2 separate regions of the Homo sapiens genome follow, and region 1 is linked to region 2. The links are chromatin loops, found by intact Hi-C in ENCODE. Cell type or tissue: endothelial cell of umbilical vein. All regions are shown on one strand. Links, peaks and the distances in the headings refer to the core of each region. The heading gives the core; the rest is flanking DNA.

Region 1 (2,902 bases), core at 99-2,598, 120 kb before region 2:
CAACTCCAGATTAAGCCTACAGAGGGAAGGCATGGCTGATTCTGCTGAGCACCTATTACAGCTTCAGCAGCATACCTCGTTTCGGTCCACAACAGCTGTGTAAGATTGTGACGGAGCTGGAAAGTTCCTGTTGCCTAGTGAGGTCATGTCCTAGCGCAGAACGCAGAATCACGAAGAGTGACGAATGCCCGCCGTCAACTGCTGGCCGGGCTGCGTGTCATGCAGCAACGCACAACGGAAGCACACCCTTCTCCTGTTCCCAGTGGTCAGAGCCACCCAAGTCGGGGGTGTGGGCCCCCAGCACTTCTACTTCAGGATGGAGACCCCCTGCTGCCTGGCTCCCTCCCCAGGCCCGCCAGGCTAGTCCCCTCCCCTGTCCCTCTCTCAGGCCTGCTCTCATAGCCACGCGGGCCTTTCTGCTGCACACGCCAGCTCAGTTCGGGGCTCAGTAACCCCCTCCCAATTCAGGGGCATGACTCCTTCCAGATTCTCCTTAAATATCACCTCCTCCAAAAAGCCTTCCCCAATCACCTCGTCTAAAGTAGGGCCCCCTCATTTTTCTACCTAAATCTATGGGGAGTTTGTTTGCTTAGTTGCATGTATCATGATCTTGCTTTGTGTTGACTTTTTACATATTTATTGTCTTTTTATCTCATTAGCATATGTGCTCCAATAGGGTGGAGACTGTGATTTATCTTGTTCATGCCTGGACTTCCAGCAGCATTCAGAACAGAACTTCTTTCTTTCTTTCTTTCTTTTGAGATGGAGTTTCGCTCGTGTTGCCCAGGCTGGAGTGCAGTGGTGCGACCTCGGCTCGCCGCAACCTCCGCCTCTTGGGTTCAAGCATTTCTCCTACTTCAGCCTCCGGAGTAGCTGGGATTACAGGCGCGCGCCACCACGCCTGGCTAATTGTATTTTTAGTAGAGTTGGGGTTTCTCCGTGTTGGTCAGGCTGGTCTCGAACTCCCGTCCTCAAGTGATCCGCCCGCCTCGGCCTCCCAAAGTGCAGAAGAGAATTCCAGGAAGCCTCGAGAGTGAGTGACGGCCCGCGGCCCCCGGCGAGGAGGCAGCAATACCACAGGCGACCACCAGCTGCCGCCGCAGTCAAGGGCAGTTGGTCTCCCCTCGCCAGGATTAACCCTGGACCGAGGGCTCCCGAACCGAATCGTCCCCACAGCCTGTCCTGCGAGGGCGGCTTTCCCCATTACCACCCTCGTTTCACCAAGGAGAAAACGAGCTCAGAGAGGCAGTGCATTGGCCCGGGATTGCACCGGGCGCGAACCCACGTCAGCTCCCGCAGAACCTAGATCATTCGCTGCCACCTCCCTCCGGGCCTGCTCTCGCAGTGTTGGGTGGGAACAGAACAGCCTTGGTCGTGGCTGAGGAGAAATCCCACAGATGTCACTGGACGAGGGTGACGGGTGGGGCCGGGCTTTCCCCTGGGTACAGGCACAACCGTGCTCTTCCCTCGCACAGTGACCCGCGGTGTCATCCACAATTCACAGCCTGTTTCCCAGAGGAGGGGCTCGGAGCGGTGCCCTCCAGGTGCCGCCAGCAACACAAGGCCCAGACTACAGAACACCAAATACTGTGATGAGAAATTACTTCCCTTTTCCTTCAGGGCCAGTCCTGGCTACCCCAAGGGGAAAGTCGCAGCTTGGTGCAAATGAAAGTTCAACTGTCCCCAGCATTGTCAATGGTTTTTACAGAGAGAGAGCAGGCCCAAGCCTGGGGCAGAGCATAGGAGCTGGTTAGTAACCTTGTTTTGTTCTCACTGCTGTTTGTTTGCATGCCTTTCTGGCTTTGTTTGTGTTGTTGTTTTGAAATAATTGCGAACTTTCAAGAAAAGTAGTATCATTTTGAAAGAAAGCTCCCTGGAACTGATGAAGTGGGAGGGAGGTGGGGGCAGAAGGCGCCTGGTGAGCTGTGACTGAGAGGGAGGTGGGGGCAGAAGGCGCCTGGTGAGCTGTGACCGGGAGGGAGGTGGGGGCAGAAGGCGCCTGGTGAGCTGTGACTGGGAGGGAGGTGGGGGCAGAAGGCGCCTGGTGAGCTGTGACTGGGAGGGAGGTGGGGGCAGAAGGTTTCTTTGTGTCACTGAGGTCACGTCGGCAAACATAGTTATCGTTATCCTCCTATTTGCCTAGGGAAAGCACCAGGATGTTTAATGCCTACAGTCCAAAATTGGTTGGTGGAAGTACCTACTGTCAGTCCCATCAGTAGATTCACTTATCACATGGTAAGCGGGATGTCACTCAGGCCACGGGTAAATTATTTACAAGACTTTTCTTATCAAAGATCATTAAAATTTAGACCTATAGGGAAACCTTGCCCCAAGGAAATTCCCAAAGGATCAAAAAATACAGAAGTTTTAGTTTGGAAAGAATGTGTGGCCAATAGTGCGGTGATATTACAAAACAATGAATTCGGAACTATTATAGATTGGGCACCTCGAGTCAATTCTACCACAGTTGCTCAGGACAAACTCGGTCGTGTCCAAGTGCACAAGTGAGTCCAGCTGTTGATAGCGACTTAACAGAAACTCTAGACAAACATAAGCATAAAAAATTACAGTCTTTCTACCCTTGGGTATGGGGAGAAAAAGGAATCTCTACCCCAAGACCAAAAATAATAAGTCCTGTTTCTGGTCCTGAACATCCAGAATTATGGAGGCTTACTGTGGCCTCACACCACATTAGAATTTGGTCTGGAAATCAAACTTTAGAAACAAGAGATTGTAAGCCATTTTATACTATCCACCTAAATTCCAGTCCAACGGTTCCTTTACAAAGTTGCGTAAAGCCCCCCCTTATATGCTAGTTGTAGGAAATATAGTTATTAAACCAGACTCTCAAACTATAACCTGTGAAAACTGCAGATTGTTTACTTGCATTGATTTGACTTTT
Region 2 (2,854 bases), core at 355-2,854:
GTTGAGAACTGGTCAGGGCAAACCTGCCTCCCATTCTACTCAAAGTCATCCCTCTGTTCACAGAGATGGATGCATGTTCTGATTGCCTCTTTGGAGAAGCTCATCAGAAACTCAAAAGAAGGCCACTGTTTGTCTCACCTACCCATGACCTGAAGCCCCTCCCTGAGTGGTCCCCACCTTTCTGGACGGAACCACGTACTTTTTACATACATTGATTCATGTCTCACGTCTCCCTAAAAATGCGTAAGACCAAGCTGTGCCCTGACCACCCTGGGCCCCTGTCGTCAGGACCTCCTGAGGCTTTGGCAAATAAACCTCCTAAAATGATACAAACGTGTCAGTTTTCTCAGTTGACACCCACTCCGTGGAGAGGAGAGGTCTGAGGGCTCCGGACAGCAGAGGGTTGACTGTGGGTCCTGCCCTGATGGCTCCATCTCCCTCATCCCACAGTCCGGGGCTGGAGAAGAAAGTGTTAGAAATGCTTGTTCCCCGGTGCCGTAAAGAAATAGCACTTGAATATAAATGTCATTTCCTCAGCAAGGCCACTGTTTTACTTTCTGCAGAAAGGGTACACTGGCCAGCAGTTTTGCCACGAGAGTATCCAGAACAAAGGAGACAGGGTCATTTATAACCTGACGCGTCCACCCTACTGCTCTGTCCGGTTTCCATTGGCTGGAACGGGACGGTTTCCATTGGCTGGAACGGGACCTCACATTCTGTATTTATCCCGATCGGCTAGCAGCTTGGAACTTTTAAAAAGAGGCAAAGGCAGAGGAGAACAAAGGAAGGAAGAAGTAGCTTGTGGAATGCTAAGAAAGGTAAAAACACCTTCAAATAAGGAAGAGGAACAGGTTATGACCTAATGCTTGCTTGGACCAGTATAAGCATGCCAGGGCAGATATTTAGCCTACATTGTGGGCACTAAGAACATAAAGTATGTTGATTTCCTTATTACATTATATATATTCAATATAACATTAACAATTAATTAACAAAGAATGTTAGCACAGGTCTTTTGTTTGTTTGTTTTTTGAGACAGAGTCTCGCTCTGTCGCCCAGGCTGGAGTGCAGTGGCGCGATCTCGGCTCACTTGCAAGCTCCGCCTCCCGGGTTCACGCCATTCTCCTGCCTCAGCCTCCCGAGTAGCTGGGACTACAGGCGCCCGCCACCACGCCTGGCTAATTTTTTGTATTTTTAGTAGAGACGGGGTTTCACCGTGTTAGCCGGGATGGTCTCGATCTCCTGACCTCGTGATCCGCCCGCCTCGGCCTCCCAAAGTGCTGGGATGACAGGCGTGAGCCACCGCGCCCGGCCTACCACAGGCCTTTGAATACATTTTGCTTCTAAGAGAAGTTACTATTTATTCCTAATTAGATGGGGAGGAAAGTCTCATTTGAAGAGGAACCTCTACTTCACGTTTTACAAAGGGCATTTGGTCTGCCCGCCAGAGATTCCTGTGCTGGGAGGATGGTGGAACGGTCCCCCGGCAAACAGCTCTCATTGCCCCCTGCCCGGGGCAACGCCCCTGAGGGACGGGGACGGCACCCAGCAAGCTCTGCCCGGGGCGGGGAAACGCGAGGGCTTAGTGGTTTCCTCGGTGAGAAGCTTAACCAGGAGTCCCCGAAAGCAGTGAGGGAAGATCCACAGAGGTCGCCTGGGGAAACACACCCAGAGGCGGCTTATGGAGGAGACTGCTTGTGTTTTGAGGTGGCTGCGGGCTGCGGAGGGTTGGGAGGGCCGGGAGGGCGGCCGGAAGCGAGGTCAGGCGATGAAGGCCTGGAGGTGCCAGCCCGGGGGCCCTGGAGAGCCATGGCAGAGTTTACAGCTCTGGAGGCTGCGGTGTCAGAAAGCTCCCTCTGGCGGTCAGGGGGTAACAGCGCGGGATGCTCGCCCGTGTGGCCGCCAATAGGGGCTCAGCGCAGCTGCAGCGGAGCTGGGGAGGGGGCTTCTCCCACGAGGTGAGCTACGCACTCAGACGTTGACTGAGTTAGGCGGAAGGCCAGGCTGAGCTCGACCCCCAGCACCAAGGCTCAGAGATGAACATGAGAAAAGGGTCTGGGGGCCGGGCGCGGGGCTGGGTCCAGCAGTCCTGGGCAGGTCCAGCCCCGCGCATGCTCCGTCAGGCTTCTCTGCTAACCAGGGAGACTGGTTGCTAGGAGACCATGCTAATGAAGGACTCGCTCACTACCCAAATGGCAAGCAATCCGGCTTTGTGCCAGAAACGAAGCACTTCCGAGGCAGCCATTTTGGAGTCTGGCAAAATTCAGGACCGAGGCCAAAGCCAGGAGAGCCAATCAATATACACAAAGAGGGAGGAGAAGAGAGAGTGCCAATAAGGACACAAGGAAAGTGGTAGCGTACCCTTGTCACTTCCCAAAGTCTCCCAGCGGGATACCGGTGCCCTCTGCCCTTAATCAAGATGGCCGCCTTGGGGGGGCTCTAGCGCACAGTGGAATATGGCGGTGCTTCCGGTCCCGCTGCCCTCAGCGAAGATGGCGGCAGTGGAGAAGCGGCGGCAAGCGGTACCACCGCCGGCCGGTTTCACGGACAGCGGCCGCCAGTCGGTATCCCGGGCGGCGGGGGCGGCCGAGAGCGAGGAGGACTTCCTGCGGCAGGTCGGCGTGACGGAAATGCTACGTGCGGCCCTGCTGAAGGTGCTGGAGGCGCGGCCCGAGGAGCCGATCGCCTTCCTGGCTCACTACTTCGAGAACATGGGCCTGCGCTCGCCTGTAAACGGCGGCGCCGGGGAGCCCCCGGGCCAGCTCCTGCTGCAGCAGCAGCGCCTGGGCCGCGCGCTATGGCACCTTCGCCTGGCCCACCACTCCCAGAGGTGCGCAGTGGGCCGGCTTGGGCG

What was found. A loop is a pair of places that touch in the nucleus more often than their neighbours do. Peaks named below come from ENCODE experiments on the same cell type or tissue, not always from the same donor. Only the 100,000 strongest peaks of a DNase experiment are listed, where the experiment ranks them.
Region 1: a loop joins it to region 2, with 19 times the contacts of the local background. A loop is called at or near these places in 10 of 110 quality-filtered maps.

What each region holds. Positions count from the first base shown.
Region 1 is chr19:382,981-385,882 of GRCh38, forward strand. It overlaps LOC124904606 (a long non-coding RNA gene), which reads left to right. Exons shown (of 3, transcript XR_007067071.1): 2 at 1-1,749; 3 at 2,144-2,902. Among named protein-coding and RNA genes, the nearest start is that of SPMAP2, 8.4 kb to the left of the region's middle. RefSeq lists enhancers at 13-82, 828-1,354, 1,163-1,362, 1,355-1,881, 1,443-1,562. In endothelial cell of umbilical vein, for the core only: a CTCF peak has its summit at 1,093; no DNase peak of the experiment used is centred there; H3K27me3 peaks cover 1,261 bases.
Region 2 is chr19:505,015-507,868 of GRCh38, forward strand. TPGS1 (tubulin polyglutamylase complex subunit 1) reads left to right here and starts at 2,483. Exons shown (of 2, transcript NM_033513.3): 1 at 2,483-2,830. The coding sequence starts at 2,493. It overlaps MADCAM1-AS1 (MADCAM1 antisense RNA 1), which reads right to left. Exons shown (of 3, transcript XR_936221.4): 1 at 2,362-2,854. It overlaps MADCAM1 (mucosal vascular addressin cell adhesion molecule 1), which reads left to right. Exons shown (of 5, transcript NM_130760.3): 5 at 1-329. RefSeq lists enhancers at 1,559-2,416, 2,289-2,628 and a silencer at 1,629-1,758. In endothelial cell of umbilical vein, for the core only: a CTCF peak has its summit at 1,891 (motif pointing left); a DNase peak (open chromatin) is centred at 2,267; H3K4me3 peaks cover 1,410 bases; H3K27ac peaks cover 1,461 bases.